Regions from separate parts of the Mus musculus genome. Here region 2 is linked to region 1. A link is a loop called in an ENCODE intact Hi-C map of the cell type or tissue named here. Cell type or tissue: left cerebral cortex. All regions are shown on one strand. Links, peaks and the distances in the headings refer to the core of each region. The heading gives the core; the rest is flanking DNA. Region 1 has its middle 50 kb from the start of Jrkl. Region 2 has its middle 230 kb from the start of 4930568E12Rik.

What was found. Hi-C counts contacts between places; a loop is a spot of excess contacts. Peaks named below come from ENCODE experiments on the same cell type or tissue, not always from the same donor. Only the 100,000 strongest peaks of a DNase experiment are listed, where the experiment ranks them.
Region 2: it touches region 1 in a loop (6-fold over the local background); 7 of 42 quality-filtered maps call a loop at or near these places.

What each region holds. Positions count from the first base shown.
Region 1 is chr9:13,187,779-13,203,753 of GRCm38, reverse strand. No RefSeq gene overlaps it. Among named protein-coding and RNA genes, the nearest start is that of Jrkl, 50 kb to the left of the region's middle. In left cerebral cortex, for the core only: CTCF peaks have their summits at 7,740 (motif pointing right) and 8,312 (motif pointing right); DNase peaks (open chromatin) are centred at 7,776 and 8,315; H3K4me3 peaks cover 330 bases.
Region 2 is chr9:12,869,562-12,885,536 of GRCm38, reverse strand. No RefSeq gene overlaps it. Among named protein-coding and RNA genes, the nearest start is that of 4930568E12Rik, 230 kb to the left of the region's middle. In left cerebral cortex, for the core only: a CTCF peak has its summit at 8,790 (motif pointing right); a DNase peak (open chromatin) is centred at 8,786.

The DNA of each region.
Region 1 (15,975 bases), core at 5,458-10,457:
CCCGTCTCAAAGAAACAGGAAGACTACGATAGAGCAGAACCCTGGAGGCCTCTTCTGGCTTCTCTACATACACAAAGATGAGCTTAGTTATGTGCCTACCCAGATCCACATATACAATACTCACATATTAAAACCAACTGGTTCTAATGATACCATACTTAAATACATAAGCACATACATAACACAGACTCAGACACACAAACACACACACACAAACACACACACACAGACACACCCACACACAGACACACCCACACACACACACACACACACACACACACACACACCAAAACAAAAACCTAATCAACCCAAAACAAAACACAAAGCCAAAACAAACTCAGATGTATCTGTGAAGGAAAGAAGAGAGGACTGAGGACTCCTGCCCCATTTTGAGTTTATGCAGTCATAAGTGCATTCTTACTCTGTCACTCTGTGGTTATGTGGCTTTGGAAGGTTATTTCCACCACAGGCCTCTAATTTCCTCTCATACATAGTGGGCAACATTACTTTCTACAATGATCCTAAATACTAGCCATAATTTGGTGACAGTGTTTAACAAGCAGTAGATGTTACTTCTGTCACTGCTTTGAACGTGAATAGAGAATTTGGTCTAGTTTAATCTTGTGTGTGTTGTGCTCCTGAATTGTGCTCCATAAAATCCACATGCAATAAATCCCTAACTTTTACTGTGACTGTGTTTGGGGTTGGTGTCCAAAGTGTGCTCTTGTTCAGTCTATGTTAAAACACAACAAGGAGGCAGATGTCCCCAAGACACAAGGAGATTCCTCACCAGCATCTGTGTCATCATGTGCCTTGACCTTGAACTTTTCATCTTCCCTTATCACAATGAACACTTTTTGTTGCTTAAGCCATACAGTCCGGGTAATGTGGGTAACATGGCCTAACTGATTAAGACAATGTTTTATGGGGGTCTCACAAAGTGGACACTTAGATAAACCTTCAATTGTGTCCAAGATCATAGGAAGGCAAGTTCTAAATCCTGGAGGCAGAGCTGTCTTGGGAATTCAGATAAGGGCTCATTTTCAAGATACTTTTTATTAGCACATATTCACTATATACAATAATGGGTTTCATTGTACCATTTTGATGCTATGTATATGATGAACTTTAATTATGCCTACTGTCCCCCTGTTATACTCCTTATAGTTCCCTGGTCCTTCTTCCTAAAACATGTCCCTTTCACTTTTTTGTCTTTTGTTAAAGTCTTAATGCCACATAGGACAATCTGGTGGATTAAATATGAAGTAGACTCCACAGGTTTATGTATTTTGTATTTCTAGCTGGAGGGGTTGTTTGGGGAGGTCATGGACTCTGTAGGGGTGGAGACTTGCTAGACGAAGGGCATTGATTCGAAGGGCTTTGAGCTTTGTAGCTTTGTAGCTTTGTCACTCTACTTCCTGATTCTCCCTTCACTTTCCTGTGCAGTAGATATGCGCTCAGCAAGTTTCCTGCTCCTGCCACCACATTGTGCCTTCCCTCTGGAAGAACTCTATCCCTCTGGAACCATAAGCTAAACTAAAGTTGCTCTCCCATAAGTCATGGTAGTTTTATCACAGCAATAGGAAAGAAACCAGTACAGAGAGGAAACAAGTGATTTAGCTTTCTGAGTCTTGCCTACAAGGTAGTATAGCTAGGTTTTATGCCTTTGAGGAATTTCCATACTAATTTTGGAGGATGGTTGGACACATTTTTATTTCCACTAAGTTTTTAAGTGTGTTTTCTTAGGAAGGGATGTTTTTCTGGAAGAGATCTGGACTCCTGCTGAGATCTTAGTAGAGGAGCAAGTGGTGGCCTAGACACACAGCTAATGAGAAGTGAAACAAGTCCCCAGTACACGGAATCAATGCCAATTCCAGATATTAAGAAAGTCACATATAATTGCTATTCTCCCCCTGAGCCCTTCCTACTGGGAAAACAGATACACTAGTGCCTGCATAGCAATGGTACCAGAGCCAAACCCCAAGAGGAGCCAGGGAGTGGCAGAACTTCTCTGCATCTTTAGCTATGAAATGCTCATGCTCAGAAAACTGTATCATCTTCAAAAATAAGACCTAATGCCACTGCATATTAAACTAGTTGTCTCATAATGCCAGTGCATGTTATCATTTATAAAAGATTTTGTGTATATTAATAGATTTAGGGATTGGTTGTTTAATGGAATGTCTAGTAGACTAAAACCCTCTGACAGGTCATTGAGAGATTTATACTATTCTCCAGAAGTCCTTCCACAATGCTTCAGGTCTATGTCATGGTTCTTAGTGTGTGGGCTTTCCTTTTTCACTATAGGTGTATTGATCGTTTAGTATCGATAGTATTTCTAGTAGCTTAAGGGATTTATCCTCCAAATTGTATATTGTCACTTCTTTTGCTTGGGTGGCTAAATGCCTAAATCTGCCCTAATTAGAATTGACTCTTGGGGTTGACAAAGAGAACTACAGGCTTACAATGGTGTATACAAAGTGCTAACTTAGTTTTTCTAAGAGTCAATACTTCTTCCATATTGTTTATGACAATTCAGAAAGTTCCTTCAAGTCTTGTTTAGACATAAATGATTCTTAAAAAATTTTCAAAGAACAAATTGCACAATTAAATATCATTATTGCACTATGAAAATTCACTTAAACCCATTCACTCTAGTTAATATCCTTCTTGTGGGAAGTTTGAACTCCCTGAAGGTACTCGGTAGACATTTTAAGAAGACTAACCACTGGTCACATGTTGATGCACTAGGTAAGCCCAGGATAACAAGGCAAAGACTGTAGCTCCTGATATTTTGCAGATTAACAGTGGAATTGCTCATAATTGTGAGACCAAGTGAAGTCTGCTGAGAGGACCACATGCACATGGAGTACTATGGGACAATGCCAGGTACAACTTCCTGTAGTTGTGGAACATCATGACAATTTTCCTAAATTCATGATATTTGACTATGAAAAGATAATGAGATTTATCCTGAGATTAGGGCAAGACAAGGAGTTTCCAGTGCTGTGGACAGAGGAACATTGTCTTCAAAGGTCTGAGAAAGTAGCATGAATTAGGAACTTGGATGTTTACTGGATGTAAAGCACTGTGGGTGAGGTGGCTAAAGGCAGTCCAGGAAACATTTCACATCATATCTCTGGGAAGTTAGATGAAGATGCATGATATGCTCAGCAACAGTAGAATGCTGTGTTGATTTTCGTGCTTTAGAGATTTCAGTTGGAATTCGTGGAACTACCTTCTTAACCTTCCATCATTTACTTTCCATCTGTGCCAAGTTGAATGTTACTACAATCATAGCTGTTTACTTTTTCTTTTAATATTATATATTAAATTGCCAGCTATTTGTGGTAGCTATTAAGCTATTAATACCAACAGTGAGATAGACACTACAGTAATGTGTGCAGTTCTCTTTCTTTGTGATTGTTAGCCAGGGCTTTATGGGTAACTTGGGCCCAAGGCCAAAGTCAATGATGTGGCTGTTGAGAGCTGAAATCATCAGCATTCCTCGGCCCTGTTTATATCGAAGGGCTAGTATCACTCCTTGTCCTTAATTTAAACACTCCCGGGACCAAGTGGAAACAGACAGCTTCACCATTCCAACCAGGACTGCCAGTTTATTCAATGCCTGCCTCATTGTTTGCATTGATCCAAAGCTCTTAAAATAGAACAAAACAACTAACCAATTTCAAACTGATTCCTCCTCATAAGATTCACTTTAGTAAGACTCAAGAAAGGTGCTGGTGAGATGGCTCAATGTTTAGGAACACACTGCCCATGGAGAAGGCTGGAGTTCAGGTCCCAGCACCAACATTGGGCAGCTCCTAACCACCTGTACATCCAGCTCCAGGGCATCTGCACCCTCACCTGACCTTTACACATACCTGCATGCATGTATACACACCCAAATGCACACATATGTATGAGTCATTATTTGGAGTCTCTTGCATGATGCTACCTTTGGAGCAATGGAGTTTAATTAACAGTTGTCTTAGTTAACAAACCTGCTGTTTTAAATGGAGAGAATTGGCAACCTTGGGTCATGGGCAAAGAGTGGACTCTTGCTTTTGTCAAAATCATCAATAACTTCCAGTCAAGTTCCCAATAGATTCCTTATTCTCATTTGAGACATTATCTCTGTCCACATTTCTGTTTTTTTTTTTTTTCTTTTTGAGACAGGGTTTCTCTGTATAACCCTGACTGTCCTGGAACTCAATATGTAGACCAGGCTGGCCTCGAACTCAGAAATCCACCTGCCTCTGCCACCCAAGTGCTGGGATTAAAGGCGTGCGACACCACTGCCTGGCTACTCTAGTCTTCTGAACCAACTTCTAGAACCACTCACTACGCTTGGATTATAGCTTTCTAACTTGCATCTTTAAGCTTTTTCAAATCTCCTCCCACCACATACCATGTCTTAGACTTGTGAACTACATAGCTGGGTAGTTGTGAAATAACTTCTCTTCTTGGTACTGACTTGCTGTGTTATATTAGTTTATTGTGGGATCAAAGTAAGTTGAGGGATTTCCCTCAGCTCATGTCTTCACAGTTCTTACTCTGTCATGGAAGGGAGGGTGTGGTTCAACAGAGCAGCCCCCTCGGGAGGGATTCCGTGTCTGGTCAGCAAACCTCAACTTTTCTCTGTCTTTCCATTTGCTCTCCAGCCTAACTAGTGGTGATGTTTATGTTCAGGGATCGTTTCCCTTGTTATGAATTCTCTCTGGAAATGGCTTCTCATATATACATACCTACAGCTGGCCTCACTAACCCCCTATATGTCAATTAAATTGACAGCTTATCATAGAGATAGATATGTTTAACTTGCTTTAAACATTACAGCGAGTGCATGTTTCTAAACATTGATATCATGTGCTAATTAAAAGTATAGTGGAAAAGAGAAATTTAAATTTACAAAGTTTTTTAAAATTTGTATGTGTATGTATGTACATACACATGGATAGGTGTCTGAATAGGACAGACTAGGACGTAGGATCCTGTGCAGCTGGAGTCACAGGATGTTGTGAGCCACTTGATCTGGGTCATCTAAAAAGAACACTTAACAGCTCAGCCATCTCTCTATCTCCAAAGGAAGCTCATAGCTGGTAAAGATGGCTAGTGGAGGAACACACAAATCTAGCTCTATCCTTGTGGTCAACAACCATTACCAGTGTCACCAATACCGGGTTCTCCACTCTCTTTGGATACTCAGAACCTAGGAACTTACTATGAATTTGGAGACAGTCAAGAGACTAGTTCTGGCTACCCTAAGGGTGTGTGTGTGTAGGCAATCATGGGCCCACTTTTCTAGGTTGCTTTCTAAACAACTTGTTTGAAAGTCACTTACAAAATATAAGCAAACGCTTTGTAAACAAATGAACTGTTAAGAAAGTATTAGGTAATTCTGAGGCTTGCGCTAGAGAGGTGACCGCAGCAGTTGTAAAGAACCTGGCTTACGTTCCCAGCACCGTAGTCATAACCACTCGTAACTGCAGCTCTAGGGCGTCTTGATGCCGGTTCTGTCTCTCTGGGCACCCACATTCATGTGCAATAGATACAATTAATATGTTTTATTTAAAAAAGAATTTTACATTTATTTAACTTATGAGTATTATTACTTGCCCGTATGTATGCGTGGATACCACCTATGTGCCTAGTGCCTATGAAGTTTAGAAGAGGGTGCTAGAAAGCCAGAATGGGAGTTTCAGGTGGTTGTAAGCTGCTGTGTGGAGGTTGGGAACCAAATCTAGTTCTCTTAACTGCTGAGCTATCTTTCCAGCCTAATAAAATAAATCTTAAAATTCACAGTAAATTAGATTTAGTTTCCCAGTTAATATTTCAAGTGATGAATTTAAGATAATTAATCATTGTCCATCAATGCAAGTGGAAGGTCTTCTATAGTATCTTGACACCACCTGGCTTAGGTGTGTGCAGGCCTACAAAGTACTTTTAAAACATTCTTTATTATTAAATGCAGCATTTGATAACTTCATCGTTGCCGCTGGGAGAGGATGGCAATCATGCAGTCACTTTTCACATAGTCAGGCCCTTTCCTAGAGGTCTTATGTCAATGGTAAGGATCTGGCCTCTGCTTCTTTGTACTTCCTGTGTTCAAGGCTGCCTCCTGTTTTCTGATGGATCTTCCAAATTTGTTGGTTGTTTCTATTGTTTCATGGTAATCATAAGTGCAGGTCTTATATACTGTATGGAGGAAAATATGAAGGATAATTCATTCTTGATCAAGTTAAATGTACTATTTAGACATTGCCAGTGTTTCTTTAAAGCCTTGTTTCTTTAAAGCCTTGGGCTATCATCTCTGCTTTTTCCAGAGTGAGATTTCTTTTAACAGTGAAGGCACTTGTGCTCAGTTCTGTAGAGACTCAGCAGGAAGGATGGGTGGTATGTGTGGGAATGTACATTCAGAGGTCAGGGGTCAGAGGCCAGAGGTGAAAGTCAGGTTCCTCCCTCTACTGCTCTCCGCCTTATGGTTTGAGACAGGATCTTTTACTGAACCTGGAACTCACTCATTGTTAAGAGTGGCTGGTCAACAACCTTCAGGGATCCACCTGCCTGTCACTGTTCCACTTAGGGCAGAGTTCCAGTGCAATTCCAGTGCATCCAGCTCGAACACATATCTTCATGTTTATAAAGCAGACACTTCAGTGGCTGAGCTAAATTAAATAACAACATTGTCATAGAAGAAAGTTATCCAAGGACCTGCTGATTTGCAATCACATTTCCTTTATGGAAAGCCAGAAACATTTTCATCTTTTGGTCTTAAAAGGGAGTCATTTGAGTGTGGAGACGCTTTACTCAGTGGAATGCAGGTTAGGCTGCTTCTTTCTTCACTAACAAAAAGCCCTCTGCCCCTTTTTCTAGAGCTCTGAGACATGAATTGAGGCCTTTCATAGCTCAGAGAGTTTGTAGGACATAGAGATATAGATATAGATATAGATAGATAGATAGATAGATAGATAGATAGATAGATAGATAGATAGACAGAGAGAGAGAGACAGAGAGAGAGACAGAGAGAGAGACAGAGAGAGGGGAAGGGGGAGGGGAAGGGGAGGGAGAGAGACATACAAAGGGAGAGGGAGAGATAGATAGAAAAATGATAGATAGAGATAGAGAGATAGAAATAGACAGACAGGGGCATGTGATGCATACAAGCATGGGATACATAAGGCATGATTCCAGTTGAGTGAGTGGAGTCTGCCAGGAGAAGGATCAAGTCTTGCCAAGACCAGATCCATCCATTCTCAGTGCTAGAGAGCGAGGGAGGAGAAAGAGGAATTAGACAGAAGGGAAAGGAGAGGGAGAGGACCCCATCTTAATATTAGAGCAGGATTCTAAACTTTAATGCTTTCATCATTCAGCGAAGGCATTTCTTTTGGGAGTATAGGGATATTTTAAGAAACATTCTATGTGGCTTGGATTCTAGGTATGTAGAGGGAAAGAAATCCATCCAGGTGCATTAAAGGAAAGTCAGATTTTAGACTTTCTCAAGACTTGTTTTCTAACAGTTTCTAATGTCTCACAGAAACAGTCATATTTGAAATGACATTTGAAGGAGGAAGAAAAGCGTGGCATTTGAAAACAATCCATACCTATACAATAAACTTCAATGACTTTCTACTTTTAATGCTTTAATATAAGGCCTCATCCTGCAGTCTGCATGGGATAAGATACCTAGCCATCTTAGTGGGATTTTTTGGGGTGGAGAGGGGGAAGAGCCCGCATCAGCCGTATGTTGTCCAATAGAGGGCGCTGCGAACTCACACATCCATCGCAAGTCCCCAGTGGTGCCACTCATTTTCATCGCCGTGGAGATTCTTAATTAACACATGCCATCTGATTTTCACTGATAAGAAAGCTGGGGTGGCTGTGGCCTTCACTAATAAACTATAATTTTGGAAATATTAAGAGTTAGAAACTGCTTAGATATTTCTTCTTGATATTGCACTGACCTTTTGTGATCAATACAAACAAGATCTAAATTGCAAATTATCCAAGCTCTTGGCCTGGAGCAAAGTTTTATTCCATTCTAAAAACAAAATCGAATATATGTTTTGATAGCTCTAGACTATCAAAACTAATATCATTATTTTTTATGTGAAGAATATTGAATTGCTTGAGATTTTTCAAATAGACACATTCAGGACACAGAAAAAGAGGTCTTAATATAATATAGACAATTCTCAAAAAATCCAACTTCTCCCCCTCCAGAGACCTGGTTAAAGAAGCCAAATGCAGACTCTACCGCGAATTCTGGATTTATTGTTTAGCATCAAGCTATAGTGACCACTAGAGGGTGATCTCTACTCGCTTATATTTCTGAAGCCTTCAGCGAGAAGGGCTCCTCTTAGAATGGAAACAGTTCATTTAACTGAAGTCTGGGATTGTTTAGGAGTAATCAGAAAAACCCCACAATGCTTGAAAGATTTGTTAAATTTTATCTGTCTGTCTGTCTGTCTGTCTCTCTGTCTGCCTGCCTGCCTGTCTGCCTACCTACCTATCTCTATCATCTATATCTATCTACCTTTCTTTCTTCTCTTTTCTTTCCTTTTTCCTTCTTTCCTTCTTCCCTTCTTCCCTCCCTCCCTCCCTCCCTCCCCCTCCCCCTCTCTCTTTCTCAAAGCAAAGTAAGAAACTAAGAAACTGTATGTTTCTTTCAATATAGTTTTACTTCTCTAGTGACTTTTATTGATCACTTTAATACCTTATGATATTTCATAGCTAAGCCAGTGAGTAGATTAGATCCCTATATTTTCTCTGCTCAGTGATGAATAAATAATGCTATAAAAATTCTTGCTATTAGGGCTGAGGGAGTGACTCAGTCATTAAAGCGCTTGCCATGCAGCCAGGAGGACCTGGGTTTAACACCCAGAACCCACATGAATACACCTAGTGTGGCGGCGGCGTGTACTATAACAGGAGCCAGGGCAAGGAAGGTGGGCACAGGGGTATCCCTGGGTTTTCCTGGGTACCCAGCCTAAGTCCACTGAGGAAGTCCAGGCCAGTGAGAGACTCTGAAAGCAGGCAGATGGCCTTCCCAAGAATGACAATTGATGTCACCAACTGGCTTTCACATGTATGAACAAGTGTTTGCCTTCATATACACAAACACATGCATGCACAAACACATAATTGTGGTTCTTGCTGTATTTCTCCAGGGTTGGTCTGGCAGATCTCCAACTCCAAGATTTTTTAGTCTACCTTTTCAGTAAAGTGCATGCTAGGTTCTATTGTTTGAAATCACTGATTGCATTTTCTCCCTATTGAGGAAATTCTCACCCACTGTTGTGTGACAGTTTCTGTGGAGTCGATAGTATTCTAAGTGAACTCTTTCTCACCCACACTTCTGTTAGGAGCCCTGATAAAAAACTATTAGTTTTCTAAGTTGGACTTTGGTGCCATCATTACTTTGGTCTTTTATGGGTTTACTTTCTGGGGTAAGTGAATGTGTGTGTGTGTGTGTGTGTGTGTGTGTGTGTGTGTGTGTGTGTGTGTGGTGTTGCATCTTCCCAGGAAAAGTTTTCCAAATACCAGTGCCATCAAGTTGAACGAACATGCCCAGTGGGATGTATGAAGAAGCAACAATGGCTCATCATCATAGAGAGGCCTTAAGTCTGACATAATGCCTTCTTCTCATTTCTTCTTCCACACAAGTGCACATCACAAACAGTGAATAACCTCATAGCTATTTAGTAATTACCAACATGCTTCTTGGGAAAGGAATTATTTATCCTTATAAAGCACCAGAGTTTTATGGATACTTTTTATGTGGCAAGCTAATATAGAAATAGGTGTGAGGAAGTGGGATGAGCTGTAAGTGGTGAAAAAAAACAACCTTAAGGAAACTGAAGAGCTGATCAGCATGTTAGCTTTACTGAACAGCTGGAACCTGGGAGGCAGATGCTTCACTGGACGAGCTGTGACTTTGGCTGGGCAGATACTTGGAAGAAGTATTATGGAGTGTGGTCTTCTGTGGTTCCCTAAATATGATAAGCTTTTAAAAAATAAGTATGAGGCACTGAGTGCTCTTCCTCAGTTTGAGTCCCAGCAACCACATGGAGGCTCACAACCATCTCTAATGGGATCCGATGTCATCTTCTGGTGTGTCTGAAAACAGCTACAGTGTATTCACATACATAAAACAACTTTAAAAATATGGGAGATGACTGCTTGTGAAATATAAAATGTTGACCTCCTATGTCATATTTCAAACATAAAACTGCTTTCAATGATAAAAGCGATAAGTGGTTACAGTCAAAGTCACCAAATGGCACAATCTTGGTGAAATTACTACTTTGACCCCACTATCCTAAGACACAAGTCTAGCATAGCTGGTTCAGCCTCCATTGCCTTTTTGTTGAAAATATTTTATTTATTTTCATTTAAAAGTGTGTGTGTGTGTATTATACCTGAGTGAGTGCAGTGTCCAATGAGGACAGAAGAGGGTGTTATATCACCCAGAGAAGGAGTTATAGGCAGTTGTAACCTGCTATACATGAATGCTTGAGATAGAACTTGAGTTCTCTTCAAGTTCAGTACCAGTGTTTAATCAATGAGCCATCTCTCCAGCTCTAACTCTCACTGGCTCTCAGTGCTTTAACTAAAATATAAGGAAAAAGCACATGTGCAAAGACTTAGAGGACAGCCTTATTTGTTCAGCACTTGCCTCACAAGCACAAGGACCCATGACTTTCATCTTTGTACCTGGAACTTTCAGGTTGTATTTGAAATCTGAGTGCATATGCCAAATAAAATGTGTTACCTCATTTAAATAAATGTTTGCTCATGTTAAAACTTCCAAGACATAAAATTCAAAATCAAATGACAATTCTATAAAGTAATATAAGGTTACTGGTGTTGTTGGCTCACAGTACACTTCTAGTGAGAACTGTGTATGTATTATTGACAGAGCATATCTTGAAAAATGATAGTTTGTATTCTCAACTGAACATCCAGGCAGGGTTCTTCACCTTGGTAGTTTATTATATGTCTGTTCTGAATCATTTTAAAGTATCCTGCATGTGGAATAATGAACCAAATCAAATGAGTTTTAATATATATTAATGTCTCTTTATGCATAATTTTGTGATTGTGGTTTCAGTTGTTTTGAGTTAACTGAATTATAGAAGTACAAAATACAAAATTTTTTAAAAACAAAAAATTTTAAAATCAATTCCTTTTTTTGTAGAATTGTCTTTTAATGTTAAAATTCCTGTGTTGGAGGTTCCCAATGGAGGAGCTTGAGAAAGGACCAAAGGAGCTGAAGGAATTTGCAGCCCCATAGGAGGAACAATAATATGAACCAACTAGTACCCCCAGAGCTCTCAGAGACTAAACCACCAACCAAAGAGTACACATGGATGGACTCATGGCTCCAGCTGCATATGTAGCAAAGAATGCCATTGTTGGAAATCAATGGAAGGAGAGGCCCTTGGTTCTGTGAAGGCTCTATGCCCCAGTGTAGGGGAATGCCAGGACAGGAAATTAGGAGTGTGTGGGTTGGTGAGCAGGAGGAGGGGGATGGGATAGAGGGTTTTCAGAGGGGAGATGAAGAAAAAGGATAACATTTGAAATGTAAATAAAGAAAATATCTAATAAAAAATCAGGTATACTTAAAAACAATTTTCCGTGCTGGAAGTTTTTTTCCCTTCTACTAACAATAGTATGTCCCCTCCCTCTACTCCTTCCAAGTAGTCCCCAACTCCCCTCCCATCTGGATTCACCTTGTTTCCGACCCACACTAGAAAACAAACAGGCTTCTAAGGAATTATAAAATGATATGATGTGATGTGATATGTGGGATGTGATATGATATGTGATGCGATGGGATGTGATATAGGATATGATGTTATGTGATATTATATGAAGTGATGTGATGTGATGTGATATGATATGATGTGATATGATATGATGTGTATGTTATTATGTGATGTGATATGATATGGCATAATATGTGATATGATTATGATATGATATGGTATGGTATGGTATGGTATGGTATGATATGATGTGATATGATGTGATATGGTATGATATGATGTGAAAAGATATGGTATAACAATACAAAACTAATACATTGGAATAGGAAACAAACAAACAGAAGGAAAAGTGCCCAAGAAAAAGCACATGAAACATATGCAGGTGCAGAGACTCATTTGTTCACACACTCAGGAATTCCACAAAATACCAAATTGTAAACTCAAAGGATGTGCAGAGTAAAAACAGAGACATTTTTTGGCCATTTTTTTAATTAGATATTTTCTTTATTTACATTTCAAATGCTATCCCGAAAGTTCCCTATACCCTCCCCCTGCTCTGCTCCCCTACTCACAGACTCCCACGTCTTGGCACTGGCATTCCCCTGTACTGGGGCATATAAAGTTTGCAAGACCAAGGGGCCTTTCTTCCCAATGATGGCCGACTACGTATGCAGCTAGAGACATGAGCTCTGGGGTACTGATTAGTTCATATTGTTGTTCCACCTATAGGGTTGCAGACCCCTTCAGCTCCTTGGGTACTTTCTCTACCTCCTCCATTGGGGGCCCTGTGTTCCATCCAATAGATGACTGTGAGCATCCACTTCTGTATTTTCCAGGCACTGGCATAGCCTCACACGAGATAGCTAAATCAGGGTTCTGTCAGCAAAATCTTGCTGGCACATGCAATAGTGTCTGCATTTGGTGGCTGATTATGGGATGGATCCCCGAGTTTGGTAGTCTCTGGATGATCCATCCTTTCATCTTAGCTCCAAACTTTGTCTCTGTAACTCCTTCAATAGGTATTTTGTTCCCTATTCTAAGGAGGAATGAAGTATCCACACTTTGGTTTTTATTCTTGATTTTCTTGTGTTTTTATTTTAATAAAAATAAAAAGTGAGATAAAGTTTAAAAAGAGAAACAAACAGAAAAAGCCTTGACACTGTGTTATGAGACAAAAAACCTCCAATGATGGTTTTGAGTTTGCTCTGTTGGCCATCTAGTATTGGGCATGCAGCCTATCCCTAAGGTAGTTTGTTCCTCTAGTTAAGACTCCCATGGTGAAAACTAAATTTCCATTGCAAGTGCTTATTAGTTGGAGAGAGCTGCTGGGTTAGGGAAGGGGCATGTGTGCTCTTCTCTTTCCAGCTCATGGGCCCTTGTGGCACAGAGCCGCACAGATCCTGTGTTTGCTGCCACAGTTTCTGTGAATTCATGTGTGTCCATCCTGTTGATTTAGAGGGCCTCGTTTTCTTGGTGTCCATATCTTTTCTGGCTCTTACACTTTCTGCTTTCATGTCTGAAGGGTTTCCTGAGTCTTGGGGGAGGGGGATTTGATGGAGACATACCATTTATGGCTGACTGTTCCAAGATCTCTCATTCTCTACATAATGTCCAGCTGCTGGTCTCTCTATCTGTTCCCATCTGCTTCAGGAGAAAGCTCCAAAGCTTCTCTGATGATGGCTGAGCAAAGGAGAATGTCATTAGGAGTCTTTTTTCTCCCTGAACAGTAGTACTTGGTTTTACTGACTCTCAAGTTTTAGATTCTTGGTCACCCAAGCAATGTCAGCTATGGGTTCCATCTCCTAGAGTGGGCCTTAAATCTTTTCAGATATTGGTTGGTTACACAAGCTTTATTTCATCATTGCACTAACTTATGCTTTAGATAGGACACTTCTGTAGATCAAACAGTATGTGGCTGGGCTGGTGTTTAGGTTTCTCCTTTCATAGCATGCAGAGTACCTTCCTGTATCAAAGATGTCAGTGGTGAAGATTCTATGTAGACACCAGATTGAGTGCTCCACATTCAATAACATGTATTGGATAAGCGTTGTTTTAAAAAATAGAACCTTGCTGTCATTTGTGGAGACCCATAATCTTGGCAAGAGCCTGACTTGTTTAGGGGTTCCAGTAATGTAGATGTAGCTCAGGCTTTGCTTTGCTTGATAGTAAGAGAGATCCAGTTGGTGCTCTTTCTCCCCAGTTATTTGCAGATTTTATTTAGATTTTTCTTCATACATGCATATATTTTTGGAAGCTGCTACTGTATTAGTACTGTTTCTACACTACCTCTCAAGTGGCTCTTAATTTTAGTTGTCCCGCTCTGTATTGCCATCATTGACCCCCTTGTCTTTTTCCTACCCAACTCGATTCTCCCATTCCAGTCCCTCCATCTACTTATAACTTTTTATTCTATTTCCCTTTCCTAGAGAGATCTATCTGTCTCCCCAAGTCCCATATTCTATATCTAACCTCTGTTATTCTAGGGATTGTAGTGTGACTATTATTGACTTAACAGCTAATATCCACATAGAAGCAAATTTATTTTTCTGTGTCTGAGTTATTTCACCCAGGATGATTTTTATTCTATTTCTATTTGTTTGCCTCTGAATTTCATGATTTCTTTTTCTTTTAATGACAGAGTGATATTCTATTTTGTAAATGTACTGAATTTCTTTATCCATTGAGGGACATTTATATTGTTTCCATTTTCTAACTATTATGAATAAAGCAGCAACGAACATATAGAAGCAAGTGTCCCTGTGGTAGGATGAAGCATCTTTGAGGGTATATGTCAAATAATGATAAAGCTGGATCTTGAAACAGATCAATTACCAACTTCTAGAGGAACCCTCACACTGATTTTGATCATGGTTATACAAATTTGCAGTCCCACCAGCAGTGACTGAATGTTCCTTTGCCAGTATGAGCTGTCATTTGTTTCATTCATTTTTGCTATTCTGATGAGTAAAGATGAAATCTCAGGGTAGTTTTGATATGCATTTCTTCAATGATTCAGAATATTAAGCATAAGTGTTTCTCAGTCATTTGTGTTTCCTCTTTTGAGAACTCTCTGTTTAGAACTGTGCTCCATTTTCAGTGACTTGTGTTCTTGTTATCTAGCTTTTGGAGTTTTTCGTATATTTTAGATATTAGAGCTCAATTGACTGTGTGGTTGGTAAAAGTCTTTTCCCATTGTGGAGCATGCTGCTTTGAGTGAATGATGGTGTCCTTTGCTGTACAGAAGCTTTTCAGTTTCATGAGGTCCCATTTATTGTTGATCTTAGTGCCCGTGGAAGTGGTGTTCTGTTCAGAAAGTCTTTTCCTGTGTTAAGGCGATTGCACACTTTATCTTCTATTCGGATCAGTGTATGTGGTTTTATGTTAAGGTATTTGATACATTTGGAGTTGAGTTTTGTACAAGGTTATGAGTATGGATATACTTGGATTTTTTTGTAGGAAACCATCCAGTTTTACCAGCGCTATTTTTTTTGTTCATTGTGTGTTTTTGGCTTCTTTATAAAAAAACCATGTCAATAGGTGTGCAGAATTCTATCTGGGTCTGTAACTTGATTTCATTGACTGACATGTTTGTTTTTGTGTCAATAACATGGTATTTTTATTACTATATCTCTGTCTTGAGTCTTTTTGTGGTTTGGATATCAGGACAACTGTGTCTTCATAAATGTATTGAGCAATATTCCTTATGTTTTTATTTTGTGGAATAATTTGTAGAGTATTGGCACTAATTCTTCTTTGAAGGACTGGTAGAATTCTTTCCCAAAACCATCTGGTCTTTGGATTCTTTGTAGACTTTTAATGACTGCTTTTATTTCAATATGGGTTGAAGGCCTGTTTATATTGATCTTGATTTAACTTGGTAAGTGCCATCTATTGAGAACATTATCCATTTCTTTTAGCTTTTCCAATTTTGTGGAGTACAGGTTTTTAAAATATGTTCTTATCATTCTCTGGATTTTCTTGATGCCTTTTCATCTCTCATTTTGTTAACTTGAATATTCTTCCTCTGCCCTTTAGTTAATTGGGCATCATCTCACCAGCTCCTACAATTGCTTGCCTACATGGGAAAATATGTGTAGAGACAATGTGCAGTGTCTCAGTAACATACAGAGTCTCAGGCTGAGTTTGTTTTTGCTCAGATCATAGGCTTAGAAATGTATTTGACATATGAACACATTTCTTGTGA
Region 2 (15,975 bases), core at 6,037-11,036, 320 kb after region 1:
AGTGATTTTTGTGCGTTAATTTTGTATCCTGCTACTTTGCTGAAAATTTTTATTGGTGTAGACATTTCCTGGTGGAATTTTAAAAGTTACTTATGTATTTGCAAATTAAGGTACATTGACTTCTTACTTTCTGATTTGTTTCCCCTTGACCTCCTTCAGTTGTCTCATTGCTCTAGCTAAGAACTCCAGTGCTATATTGAAAAGATGGAGAGTGGACCATCTTGTTCATGTTTTTAGGAAATGCATTGTCTTTCTTTCCTTGTAGGTTAATATTGGTTGTGGGCTTGCTGTTAATCACTTTTATAATGTTGAGGTCAGTCACTTGTATCCCTAGCCTTTTATCCATATCTTTTGCCTTAAAGAGGTGTTGAATTTTGTCACAAGCCTTTTCTGTATGTAATCAGATCATCAAGTGATTTTTCTTTTAGTTCATTTATATGGTATATTATATGTATTACTTTTTGTGTATTGAATCATTCCCATGTCTTTGGGATGAGCCTTCTTGATTATGGTAGATGATATTTTTATGTATTCTTATGTTCAGTTTGCAAATTTTTTATTGAGAATTTTTGCATCTGTGTTCATACAGAAAATTGGTCTGTAATTTTTTTTTTTTTTAAAGATTTATTTATTATTATATGTAAGTACACTGTAGCTGTCTTCAGACACACCAGAAGAGGGCATCAGATCTCGTTACAGATGGTTGTGAGCCACCATGTGGTTGCTGGGATTTGAACTCTGGACCTTCGGAAGAGCAGTCGGGTGCTCTTACCCACTGAGCCATCTCACCAGCCCCCCTGTAATTTTTTTAGTATGGTCTCTGTGGTTTAGGTAACAATGTAATCATAAAGTGACTTAGGCACTTTTTCTTCTATGTCTATTTTGTGGAATAATTTGAGAAATAATGGTGTTAATTCTTCTTTAAAGTCTTTTAGAATTCTGTGCTGAATTCATCTGGCTGTGAAGTTTTCTGCTTAGGAGACTTTATAGATATATTTAAACTAATCTAGTTTTGTTATAATGTTAGTAGGTGATATCTATCTATCTGACCCGTCCAGCAGGTCCAGTTATTCGAGGGTCTAGAGGGGACCTTCTCCTAAGAACCAGATGGGGGGGGGAGAGAAGGACAGACACCAAGGGCGAGAAACGACACGTAAACAGTCTGAGAAGCATCAAGATGTCAACTGTATTCAGCAAGGCTCAAGGCTTAAATGCACAAGCAAAAGAGGAAGTACTTCTCATCAGGAAGAATGGGGCAGTAGAAATTTTTCTTTAGGCAGTTACACGGGGAAGCAGGAACTTGGTGGTATCAGGGTGTGGTCAGGACATTGGCGATGACTTAGGGCTGGAACATTCTGTAGTTGTTCTCGGAACGGTGTGTTGGTGGCCCGCTTTTGACCCCCTTTTCTTCTGGGGGGGGGGTAGGGAGAGGCCCAATTCAGAGATCAGGACAAAAGCGTTGTCTTAATAGCTCCCAACATCTATCTATCTTTCTTTCTTTTTTTTGGTTAGGTTTTCCAATTGGTAGAACACTGATCTTTAAAGTATTATGATTCTCTGAATCTCCTTGGTATCTTCTATATATCCCCCCTTTGCCTCTAGCCTTAGTAATTAATTTTATTTTCATCTTTTGTTAATATGGCTAAGGATTTTTTAATTTTATTGATTTTATTGATTTTCTCATAGAATCAACTCTGTTTCTTTTTTTCTTTTTTCTATTTTTGTTCTAGATCTTTCAGGTGTGCCATCAAGTCACTAGTATTCAATTTGACTTTCTCTATTTTACTTATTTTGTTAATGCAGGTGATTAGTGCTATGAGCATACCATTAGAACTCTCTTCAATGTGTCCTGTAGGCTTGGGTATGCTTTATTTTCATTTTTTTCATTTTTTTAAAAAACATAATTTCTTAGTTCTTGTCTTCTACATTCTAGATGTTGTCATGTGATCTTACATTTGTTCGGTGTCCAATTCCTTCATTTCTCTTGTCCTCTCTGGATTGTAGTAGCATGTGGTGGGTGTAGATTGCCTTGTTGAGAGTGTTTTTGAGCCCCTGCCATGTGTTGTCACTGGGGGTCCAGAAAAGAATGCATTTTTAGTTCCTATGTATTAGAGGCTGACAGGAAGGAATGGGGAAGGGTTAGAGGGGAGGGTGTGACTGGTAGAGTACACAGGAAGGAGAAAGGCTGGATCTGTCATGAGGATCTGGATTCAAAGACGAAAACCAGACCCCTTCTTGTGGTCTACTAAGGGGCTGGGGATGAGAGTGGGCAATTTATAATTGTAGACAGGAAAGGGAGAGAAGACACTTTACCTGATTCCCCATGGTCAGTTGGTTTCTATGAATAAATACCTCTGGGTATTCAATGTTGATACAAAGGTATGGCATGTGTGAAGAAGGCTGGGCCCAGCTAGCATGTACTGATTCCTCAAGAAATGGAAGTAGAGGGAGAGGCAAGCCTCTGCATTTCTTTTGCTGTAGGCCTGGAGGTGAGACTCTACAGTAGTATCACAAATCACACTAATAATTATATTCAATTAAAACAGAACCTCCCATTTACAACATCTGATTTCAGTCTGCATTGACTGGTCTAGTTTGCTAGGATCTGAATCTTTGTTCTAAGACTCATGTTGGCATTAATGGCGGCTGCTACACTGAGAAGATGCCTTTGAGAGTTATGGAGAACATGGGGCACCTGCTTTTGTGAATAGAGTGGTGAAACTCTCATAGAAATAAGGTTGCACAATCTTCGTCTCTCTATGTCTGTGTCTTTTGCCCTTCCTGTCTTCTGTCATTGGATGAGTTGACCCTTGACAGATACTAATCCTTTGGTCAAGTGCTTCTGAATCTAGATTCACAAGCCAATAAATTTCTGTTCATTATGTACTTTATATACAGCCTTATGTTACAATAGCAAAAGTGGATACAGATATGCTTTAAAATTTTTGTTACCTTTAAAATATTTTAGAAAACAAATGCAAAACAAGGGATTCTTAATTAGTAAAACCTGCCACTTAGTGCTAAGGAATGGTATCTTTCAAGTTCTGTTGTAGCAGTCAAATAAATGACCTGTTCTTTAATGAAGAGGATTTTGTTTATTAGCTTAATACTTTTAAATTATTTGATTTTTTCATACATAGTAAGTTATTCAATAATTATCTTAAGTTCTTTGATGCCAAAACTGTTCCTTAACATTTAAAAGTGGTACAGGTGATACTGTGATATAATTAAATTTTCAATAGAAGTGTATCCATGTAGATTCTGATATTTATCATCCCTTTAAAAAAGCCTTCTTCTTACTGAATATTTTACTCAACTAGATTTGCTGTGTTGTATATGGGAGGTATTATTCTTTTCTCATTTTTACTTACCAATACCTGACCGTAGGGTCAAAAAGTTTTTCCTAAGACTTAAAAACCTTTAATAATTATTAATTTGGGGAAAAATAGATAACTGGTTTTAAAATTTTCAAAGCTCAGTTTTAATGATGGTTATTAAACAATTTAATCTCCCTTCTAGCCCACTTTCCACCAGAGATAGTGGAAAATAAAAGATACGGGGAAATGGACCTGTTTAGAAATGGGTCTTTGGAGCAAATCCCATCTGCATTGTCAGGAAATGTTCAGCTCAGCAGTTCTGCAGGTCAGCAGGGGCAGTGGCACAGCCTAGCAGGAACATCCCATCCTCAGCCAAGTTGGACGAATGAGCAGGAGGGACCAGGGTTAACAGGAACACTGGGAGACGTTCTAGGCTGTTCCTCTCAGCAAAGTGAAGATCTGCAAAGGCATGTGACAAATAAGCTTTGCACAGCTTGCTCTACTCATACTCCCTCCAAACATCATTTGTCCTCTATGGATCGTGCCTCCCCGTGTGTCTGGCCTCAGCAAGTGAGTCTGTCTCTGATGACATCACTTTGCTAATCAGCCTGAGTCCATGGATGCTGCAAGGAGCTGCCAACATACCACCAAAAGTTTTTATGCATTTCTTTCTGTGGAGTCTCAACAAATGCAGCTCAACTATACAGTGTAAGGTGGACCAATGCATGCAGGTCATAAGCAAAGAATCCTTTGTTACATATCCTTTCACGTGCTTGCGTTAGCATAACAGACTTTCACCTGTGTCTGTTTCAGGGAAATGTTCCTACACATGTTTGCCCCAGCAAAACACTATCCAACACAACTGACTTTCCAAAGAACTCTTAGGTTTGCACTTCAGATTTGGTTCTAAAAGAATTTTGCTAAGACAATAGAATCTTAAACATAACACACACATGGAAAAAGTATGTTGTCTATAAAAACTGAAAAAACATATTAATTATATACTGTCTCAATGGATAACATGTGTGTAGCTTTTAAATATTTAATAGAGTGTTTGAATAAATTTATAGGACAGATTAATACCTTCATGGAAAAGGTTGGGTTCTGAAATTAGTGAGTTCTTGGGAGACTTCTTCATCTTTCTGATGGCTTCTTTTGTTTCAAAAAATAATAATATAATTAATATATGAGGTCATTTCTTCAATAGGTATTTTAAGATCATGGCCAAGTGATACATGGGAAAGTGTTAGGATGGAATTAGACAGATAATGTGCATTCAATAATTTCTCATGTTTAGTCTAAATCTATTTAATGTGAAAATACAAGGAGCAGTGTAGGAAGGATAATTGCAAGACCAGAGTGGATAAAAGTCCAGGGGATCATTTGGGAGTGGGAACAGGTGGATTCTTCCTAGAATTATCTAGAAGTTAGATTCGATATGAGCTGATGCTGTTGTTTATGTCAACCTTTGGCCACAAAGCCAATAAATTGGGATCTTACCATGTTGAGACCCTTTTGTGTCTGTCGCAGGAAGAGAAACAAATCTTAGGTGAAAAATACGCTAATCTCTCTCTCTCTTTTCCTTTAGAATAACTCAAAAAGGGAGAAAATGGAAATACAGCACTGTTTAATAAAAATTTTCTAACTTCAGGCTAATGAAGAGTCTAGGAGAACATCTTTGACTTCATAAAATTTGTATCAAAGTTTCTGTTTCCCAGATGAATTTCTGAGTCTTTTTCATAAATTGATTTCATTAATCACAGGAAATGTTTAAAATGTGGTACCATGTTTCATGGCTGTTATGCAGGATGGAATTTTATGTAAAAACACAACGTGGGCTGGACTACAAAGATTCCCTTCACAGCTTGTTTCTTCATGTTCTTCTAGAGCCTTTTTTTTTTTTTTTTTTTTTTTTTTTTTTTTTATGTAAGTGCATGTGTAAAGACTCAGCAGGACCCAGGAAACAGGAAGCTAAAATGTTCCAAATTCAAGTGGAAACTAAAACACTGTAATAGTGCCCACAGCTGGGAACTGACTGTGGAGAAGGTGTGTTGGTGGAAGAAGCTCCATACTGCCTGGCAGGAAAGGAAACACTGCCAGGCACAAGAAAGACGCTGATGGGTGGCAGCTGCAGCCACTGCTTCAGAAACAGTCTGTGAACCTGGCTAGCATGGACACTGATTTCTGTCTTGCTGGTGACACACATGTCTCCCTCAGAAATTTCCATCCCCAGTTATGGAATGTGGATGGAATGCAGAGAGGGAGCTCTGGTTCTAACAGAATTCTGCTGCTCTATTCTTTCCCCCTGTTCTGGTATGCTCTGCCCACTGAAGTTCAAATTCATTTCTTTCCCTGTCTTTACAAGGGAAGAGCAAATAGACAAACATACTCAGGCTAAGCTGCCTTCTTTATAATTGTCAATTTTCGATGGTTATTTTTAATAGAGTGAAATAAATGAGTCTCATTAGCTTTTCTTTATTACTCTTCACTCACACAGCTAACTATTATTCAGGGCTCTCTGTTCATATAGAGTGGTCCAGTTTAAGGCCCGTGTCCTCACTGTAGTCTTTGTACTTGTTTGTGAAGGAGGAGGAAGCTTGCCTTCCTCTGCCTTTCTTCCACAAGGATTCACCCCTAGGCAGCACTCAGAAAGATGGCAGCGTGGCTTTGGGCTTAGTGAGAGAATTCACAAATTGATGCCTGGTGTAAAGACATGCTTTTATGAGATATAAAGCTGAGCTCTTGTCTACTGTGTACCTGTGACACATTTTCACCTTTTATTCATTAAACCATTTCTCATTCTCTTGCACTTGTAAATTTGAATTTTACTACCAGGTGCTTAATCAGAATAATTCTTTGGTTTGAAAACTTAGTCTCACAATTACTATTTTAATTCTGATTCCTAATGATCTTATTTGGGTTCTCAAGATAGAAAAAAAATATTTTGCATTCCACCAATTCAGAGGCATTGATGTGAACTGTAACATGAGTGAATTTACTATGTAAGCCACATAGACAGAACAGAATTCCAGGAAAGAACAGAGATATTCTTTCTGTATTGCACTCTGTAACACATCTTCCATTCTTTCATTTTAAGAACATATTTCCTGTTCTCTTTGCCTACATATCCCTCCCAATGTTTGTTCTTAACAACCTGCTAGTAGGTGTCCATATTTTCTATTGTAGTCTTTTTTTAAATCCCTTCTGGTGTTTTCTCCATTTTTTTAGAGTGTGTATACTCCTCATACCTTGTGTATGTGTCAATGAAATGCTATGTGCTCTGGCAGACCCTTGCATCACTTTCAGATTATATCCATGATTTATCTGCACAATTACTCAGCCCATTCAAATACTTTGCTACATTTGATTTAATGTATACATTTGGCAAAACACCAATCAAGCTCTGTGCCTGCCCAGTCCTTTCTTCTGTGTGAACTATTTTCACCTGCAGTTTCTCTTAAGTTTTGTGAATTAACCCTCATGGCTGGAGGACAAAGGTACTGTATTTATAAATTATTGTCTTTTTCCCTCTACAAAATAAATAATCTCTGTATACACTAGCTTCAAATTTTCACCATGACTTCTCTTATCCACTTTTATAGCCTTTGACCTTGTTGCTTGCTAAGAAAATGGAGGCCTCCAGAAAGCAAAATGTGCAGACTCCAGCCTTGGTGTGCTTCCTCCAAGGGGCATCTTCATGTTTCTGTGGAGGACCACCTTGCTCATTCAAGGCTCATGCTTATGACTAGACCTGTTATCCCTCACTGGCCCAAGAGAAGCTGTATATTATCATTCTCTCTGCATTGTGCATCACAAAAGTGCATCCCAATTCCATGTTTCTCATAGAAATCAATGTGTGATTGTACATGTGTGTGTGTGTGCCTCTTCACTGCAGAAACTCACTAATGCCTTCACTGTTTTTTCAGATCTTGTATGCAGGAAAACTCTGCAAGAGTCCTATCTATTATTGCTTCCACCTCCTCATAGCCCAGTCAAGTTTTGATTCAGTAATGTACTGATCATGGCTCTGGTGATGCTCAAAATTCCTCACCTTCCTTTATCTACCACAAGGCCCAGTGTTTGACATGATTTTCCCTCCTCTAGGAGATCTGGCCTCACTTGAGTTGAAGATGTCATGCTCTAGTCACATCTAACATCTAGACAAGCTGCCAACAGTGTTTTCTGCAAATGGCTACATAACAAACTAGTTTATGGACCAACACCTGCATTTGTGGTTATGATCAACTCCTGTATCTATAGCTATGATCAATATGTGCATCTGTATTCACAATCAACACCTGCATCTGTGGCCATTACTGGTGCTTTGTTCATTACCACATAGGTCTGTTAAAAAGTGATTTAGCCTAGAAAGAGTCTCTGGTAGAGGATCCAAGTTCAGGTCCCAGCACCCACATGGCAACTCACAAACACCTGTCATCTAATTCCAGATTATTCCTTGCCTCCTTTTAGCCTCTGAAGGCATCAAGTACTCACAGACTGCATATACATACGTGCAGATACAATACTAATGCAGATAAAAATTAGCAGGTCTTTAAAAGAAATTCTTAGCTTGTAGTTTACACAAAAGTGGACTGTAATTTGGACTCAGACTACCAGCACTGTGTTCTATCACAATTCTAGACTTCTAAGATGCCAAGTGTCTTGGAGTCCCATTTGTAGATATTCTGTCTGGAGTGGAAGTGTTTACTTACTTGGTCAGACAAATGTTTAAACTTTAAATACCGTTAATCAGTGTTGGTGTACCAAGGTGTATATTTCTCACTGCCCTTGTAGCCAAACATTTAAATTATGTGTTTAATTGTCTCCATGATATTTGCATTTGTATAGTTACTGTGTACTGTGATTGTAAATCCTGATTTACAATCCTGATGTCCCTGAAAGACAATTCCAATGCTCCAGGTTTTCTCAAGCTCAATACCTGTGTTGCTTCTGACTTCTTTGCTATTGATTTGTTTTACATCCCACATTTGGCCTGTCTGTGGATTATGTAAGGATGTGTGCTTGAGCATATGTAGCCATCATTGTATCTGCAGAGCTGAAATCATACAGATGTAAGTCATTTCCCTTCACTCATATCATGAACATAGTCTAAGTTACCTGTTAACTGCCCTATGGCAAGTATACCCTAGGGCAACTGTTTCTCAAAGTGTGGATCATTAAACCATCTCTAGGACCACAAGGAGAAAAGGGTCTTATATCATACTGTACAGAAACTACAATATAGATCATACAATGTAGATTATGTGTTTTCTATTAATCTTTGCCATGAGGATTTGCAAACAGGGTGCAAAGTCTTTTGAATATCCCTGTCTGAAATTGCTTTTCATATTGGTGTTCCAAAATTATCGTTCATTCTTACCAAAGTAGTTGGTCTATTTGAATAAGATTTCATTTTGAATATGGGATAATTCTGTTACTTGTAAAATCCTATAGGATCTTTTGCCTGCAGTTTAGAATTCATACCACCAGATGGTGATATTTTATTGAGAATAAGATATGATCTCCAAGGATTAACAAACTTGAAAATTGATTATTTTTTATAATACAGTGGGCCTTATTTCTACAGAACAAATTAAATATTGATAGAATAACAGCAATATGTAAATGCATATACCTTATGTTGTTACTTGATGTTTATCTCATTTTGTTTTTCATTATACTTTTAAATTCATTTTATTTTATTTCATTTAAATTTATTTGTTAAAAATTAATTCTTGTATATAATACACTGTAATTACTCTCATTCCCAGACTCTCTAGTCTTCCTTTCCTTTTGGTCAATCCCATTTCTCTTTCTTACAATCATGCCTTTTTAAACTATTTTTTGACTCATTGAGTTTAACCAGGGCCATCTGTGGACCCTGATTTTGGAACTGGCCTCTGCAGCTTGGTGGTCTCATCAAAGACAATGATTCCCCATTTCCAAGAATGTATTGGTAGTCATGGTGCAGCAAGAAGAGGCCCCTCCCCAGTCCATGAAGTCCCCAGTCTTGTGCAGGCACTGTAAGGGTAACAGCAGCTGCTCTGAGATCTTGTCTGCCATGGTTGTGACATGCCCAGTAATGGTCATTTTGAAGCTCTCTCTTGATCTTCCTGTGTTTGCATTCTTCCATAGTGTTCCCTTGTATTAGTTAGTTGTTGTTGCTTTTTTTTTTAATTTATTTTTTTATTACATATTTTCCTCAATTACATTTCCAATGCTATCCCAAAAGTCCCCCATACCCTCCCCCCCCCACTTCCCTACCCACTCATTCCCATTTTTTTTGACCCTGGCATTCCCCTGTACTGGGGCATATACAGTTTGCATGTCCAATGGGCCTCTCTTTCCAGTGATGGCCGACTAGGCCATCTTTTGATACATAATCGCTGTTATAAAACACCATGACTAAAACAAAGAAGGAAGAGCTTAATTGTTTTATGTTTCAAGGAAGATTAAAGCCCATCACTGTCAAGGTAGGGAAGCATGGCAAGGCATTAGCCTGAAAGTTCACATCTTAATCCACAATCAGGAAGCCACATGGAACCTGGGAATGGTTCCAGTGTTTGAACTCTAGCCTGCTCAAGTGACACATCTCTTCAAGCATGGCCACACCTCCCAAACTACCAAAATAGTGCCACCAGGTGGGCTATGGAGACAATATTGGTCACCACATGAAAGCACTACAGTCCTGTTTAGAGGTGAGCACTCAGCCATCACTTGTGAGCACCTTGAGCAGCTGTGACTCTGCATTTACAGCTGTTCACTGTGAAAATAGGCTTGTCTGATTAATGCTTAGAGTAGCACTTGTCTGTCTATATAAGCAGATGTTTAGAATGTTAATTTAACTGAATAGCAGTAGTGTTCTCTTTAGGGCTCATTAATTCCCTATCCACATGTGTTTGGCTAGGCTTACATTAGCAGGCATTAGTCCTCTCTGGTGGGCTCAAATTCAAGTTCAATGAAAAAGCAGTAGTTGTCCCCTTAACAATCATGCCACTGTTGTACAAGTGGGGACATCTTGTCTGTAAACATGTGGTTCACAGCTGGCTCTTCCATAGCACTTTCTGGAACCATGGAAGCTAGCACTCAGGGAATAGGTTTCTCACACAGATTTAACTTCATTTCTCTAATAATTAGTAACTCCTGTCAAAGCCTACATTGTTTTAGAAACTTCTGGGACTACTATGACCAACAACTCATGTGTTTGACACTAGGCACTGGGAATTTTGCTTAGTAACCGAAAGGTTTTAGGAGCAGCATGCTACATCTGTTGGGGACAGCTTCCTTCAAATTCCCATTCAAGAAAATTATGATTTAACTGGGTTAGAGGATAATATATTTTTATATAGCTTATCCACACATTTAGGTAATCCTCCCCCATCCCCTATCTTTGCCATCTCTGGACTCTTCTTACTTAATCTCACCCACAGCACTTTCCTTCTCTACTTCCATTTTTGCTTATGTTTTACTATTCCCTCTCCCCTATGTACCCCTAGTGACTCTTATTGTAGTTTCTGGTTTGCACAATATTCTAAATTAGACTTATATGTCTAAAAAGCCCAAGGAAGGATCCACATATGAAAGAAAACATGAGGTATTTGTCTTTCTGGTCCTCAGTTACCTCATTCATTTTAATTTCTGTCACTTCTTTTCACTTACCTGCAATTTCATAATTTCATTTTCTTTATGGCCAAACAAACTGATTGTGTATGTGTACCAATTTTCATTACTAGGTTAACAGTAGATGAACGTCTAGGCTGGTTCCATTCCTTAGCTATTGTGAATTAAATTGCAATGAGCATGGTTGTTCAGGTGTCTCTCTGGAAGGAAATAAAGCTGTGGGTATAAGCTCAGGGTCTTATTGCTCAGTACTGTGGAAGAGCCTCTTCAGCATCATGAGATCAGACTGCTGTCTGTTGCTTCACTGATTTACATTAATACATGCATGCCAGGATCTGTTTGATCTTAAATCTGTCTTCAAATAAGATAAAGATAATTATTACTCCTCTGAGAATTTTGTACAATGTATTTTTGTATTCGCTCTCCCCTAAATTTCCCCTAAATCTGTACTGATATCTTAGTTGCTTTCCTATTGCTATGGCAGAATAGCATTATCAAAGTAACTTATAAAAGAAAGCACTTAATTAAGGTACTCAAGGTCTCAGAAGGCTAGAGACCATGATCATGGCCAGGAACATGGCCACACATGGTGCTGGAGCAGTAGCGGAGAGCCTACATCTAATACACAAACAGGAAACACAAATAGCTAACTAGGAATGGCTTAAATTTTTAGCCTCCAAAAGTCACCCCTAGTGACACACCTCCTTACACAAGAATACATCTAGTCTAAACAGTTCCACTAGCTGTGGATCAAGCATTCAAATATATGAACACACATAGCAATACACATATTTTCCCTAATATGCAGCCATATCATCCCCTAACCCCATCATGTCCAATTAGTGGTTCCCACACACTCTTCAATGTATGACCTTCCATCAGAACACTGACAATTTACCATAGAATGCACTGTTAAAGAAAACTGACTTTCCCTCTTCCAGCAAGCTATCAATTACAAATGCCTGGTGCTGAGACTTCATGCTTGTCTCCCTTCTCCATGCTGGGATTTTCTCTGGCTTGAGCTTGTACAGATCTTGTGCTACTATGAGTTCATGTGTGCCCTGCTGTGTACACAAAGTCTAAGATTTATTTTTATGTATATGAATATGTATGTGTCTGTGTGAGGGTATGTGCACGTAAATGCATGTGCCACGGAGGCCAAAGTAGAGGGTTTCTGATCTCCTGGACATGAAATTTCAGGCCAATGTGAGCCACTCAAGATGGATGCTGGAAAATGAACTTTGACCTTTGCAAGAGCAGCATATTCCAAACTGTTGAGATGTTTCTCCAGCTCTTCATTTGCACTTGATGATGGTTAATGTCGCTGCGGTGAGATGAAATATAACAAAAGCTTTAATATGTTTCCTTTATTATAAAATATATTAATTATTTTTATATCTTTACTCTTTGTATTTTTTAGAATGTTTTAAAATTCCTTATCCCATTTTTAAAAACTGGCTTATTGTCTTGATGGTTTGTGTTTTGAGTTGTAATTCAATATGTAAAAGCATCAAAGCATTAGAATATCTTGCCATTCTATTTTCTTGTAAAATTCTCTCTAACCCTGCTGCCCTAGATCATAATTCTCTTTAGACAACTATCTATCTAGAATCTGTAAAATAAATTTAACCTCTTACAGAAGCTTTTTGTTCTCCTAGCAATTTTTAAAATTAATTGTCCTTATTTATAGCTAGTAGCATCATGCTGGCAAGAGCTTTGTGTTTCTAAAAACCCATACCAGATTCAAGGCTGGAGATAGAAAAAGTCTGTGAGTCTCAAAAGGAAATAATAAGCCTTATGAAATATACTCAGAGCCTTCTCTCTAACAAAGGACCACTGTCTAGGGAAAGGGAATTTATCACAGTTAAATTCGAGCTGTCCTTTATCACTTAAGAGAAGGAGAACATGGTGTCACTAATGATTAGAGATTTGAGATAAAGACTGAAGTCCTAGAAAATCCTAAAGCAAAGCAAGGAGGCAACATTGAAGTAACAACAGAAGGAATGTGAAACCTTGACATGAAGACTTTAAACAGTTAAAATAATTACTAAACATTTTCAATTTTTAAACAGATTAGAATAATCAGTAAAAGGGACTTTACTGATATCATTTTTTTCAGAAATGCAGATGTCTATTTCCTCCATTCCTTCTCAACTTTATTACCTCTTCTTTCATTGTTACACACACACACACACACACACACACTCACACACACACACACACTCACACACACACTCAAACACACAACTCACACAATGTATTTTGAATTGACTATAAAGTAAAAGCAGACACCTCTTTAGAATGAATGCTGTGTCTAGAATATTGTTGTCATGGTGTGCGTTCTGAAGGGTTCTGCAGCTATTCCCTATGGCTTTCATGTTTGCAGCCTGCATACCTCTTGCTGGCAGACTTCTCTTGTCTTTGGGAGCACTCTATACTTTTAGCATCTCTACGATTATAGAGTGTCCATTTTATTTCCCCGTTCAGAGCTCCCTGCTGGGAATCCTACCATGTTACACGTTGTCTGGCCTCTTAAATCATCCTTAAAATGTAGCTGCAAGCCTGCATGACACAGCAACTGTTCCATTTTGCAAATATGCAAAACCAGCCTGCTATGGTGTATAAGGTTCATCATATGCTGAAAAAGTAGGGAAGGATCCTTATCATGGCTGCTGTGTCTTCTGTGTGCTTGGGCAGCTGAATCCTGAAAAGCACTTCCTCAGGTGGCCTTGTGCAAACAAGGCAACTTAGCAGTGCTCATTTCTCAAGAGACAATCTTTCAAATGTGTTTGTGATTTAGACATCAGAATCTGCCATGGTAGAATTTAATCATCATCCCAGTGAGAAGTTCTCAACTTCTGCTTAATGGCACCAGTATCTTCAAAGGTTATAATCTCCATATCTTCAACTTGAAGTAATATGGCCAACCTGAGCATTTAAAAATAGAAATTATGTTTTTATTTCTATTTCAGTTTTTTTATTGCATTTTTATTATTAAACAATTACTTTAATTTTAAAATATTTTCTTTTCTTCTTTTTTTTAATTTTAAAATTTTTTCCTTGGATATTTTCTTTGTTTAAATTTCAAATATTTTCCTGTTTACAGGTTTCCCCTTTGGAAACCCACTACCCTATCTCTCCTTCTTCTGCCTCTATGAGGGTGCTCTCCCACCCATCCACTCCCATCCTCTTGTCCTTCCTGAACCCCACTGCCCCCCTCTATGTATGTGGCCATGTGAATGTCACTGCACGTGTGTAGAAGTCAGAGAAGAGTTTTGGGACCAGGTTCTTTGTTGTCTGCTGTCTTCCCAGAAAGCAAAGCAGAATTAGGGTGAATAGCATCCACTGAAGCTCTGGACCTATCAGGAATGCTGGGAGTATTACAGCTCTTAGACGAGAGGCAAGGTTTGGGCAGCCTGCACAGGGAATGTAGCCAAGGACCTTCATATCTAGTCCGCTACTGTGTCAGTGCCAGGATCACCAGCAGAAGTGGCAGCATCGGTGGTATTTTTGGCAGCATGAGCCTGACCAGCCAGGCAGGTTAAGGTCCAGTGTTGAATGCTTCATGAGAGAGAACTTTTCCTCAAGTGTTAAAGCTCAGTAAAAACAGGCAATCTCAGATGATCCTCAGCAAAATAACTTGTGTGCTTTATTCTATGTGGACAGGTATTATATAAACACTGAAGAGTGGGTTGGGATTTAAGGGTAGGTAATTCCTATTTGCTCGGTTTGAGATGTTAGTGATGCTTTGTTTTCATGGGGAGAGAATCCAGGTGTTTCCTTATGTGACCGATTGTCTATGGTCCTTTCAGTGTTGTGGTCACATTTTCTAGAGCAGGTACAGAAATGTGTTGGAACTGATTCAACTCCTGCTGATCTCAAGTCTGATATACCAGGGTCTGAGGTCACTTACCTTTACCAGTTCTGTCTGGTGGCATGGTCCACTTAGCCTACAGGCTTTTTCTCCATTATGTGAAATTTTCAGAGACTGAACTCAGGTAGTCAGGCCTGGCTCTATGCACAGAGTCATCTTGCTAGTCTCTAGTCTCACTTTTTGAGTACCACACAGAACCACCCATTAAGCTACACTTACATTTCCTGTATAGCATGCATCTCCAAAGTCTTATTCTTCCCACAGACAGTTCCGATGGTCTGGGAATCACAGGGTTAGATTTAAGTACAGTGATGACCATAATTTTCTGTATCACTTGTATTCCATTTATATCGTCAAAGAAAGCCACAACTTATGGAAGGAAAGCTTGATTTCAATTCATAGTTTTTGACTTTCAGTACATCAGGGTGAGGATGAGTATCTGTGAGCATTGTAGAACATTCTTGTCATTGTGGGTCAGTGCCGCAGACCCTCTGGATCCCTTTGTCTGCGTGGAACGGGTCTCTGGAGCAGGTGGGCAAAGCGTTGGATGGAATGACAGACAGATGCACACAGGAGAGGTTGTGTAGAATCTGAATGTAATTTGTCAAATCGAGCATCAAACTTTTTATACAGAAGAAAATAGGGAAGTTGGGTGACACACCAGCAAGGTACAAAGAGGTTACTGGATTCTTACACAAAACAGAGGAATACAAACACAGAAGGTCTAACAGGAACCACCTGGGATAGAATTCATTGTTAACAACTGGGATCAACAAGAGCTCCACCTAAGATTCACTTAATCTTAGAAGCCAGGGTCAAGGGCTTTGTGCCCTTGCCCTAGTTCCTATTTTAGTCTATTGTATAGTCTACCTTCCCGCTAGGCCATTGTAAATACGTGTGTATGGGTGTAACTCAGCTATCTATAGTTCTAAGTATCTAGTCTGGTTCCTCCTTAGGTCTCAAACTTCCTTCTTCCTAGATGATGGTAAATTCTTGTAGGGCAGTGACCTAGCTTTTATTCAAAGTGATAGTGTAATGCCAGAGGCAATTCTGAATGTCACTGAATAGGCAACATTCTTACTGAATTCCAAGCCCATGGTCTGCTCAAGGATTTTCTAGGACGTTGGAACACTGGTGAAGTCTTGGCTATGTCAGAATTCAATC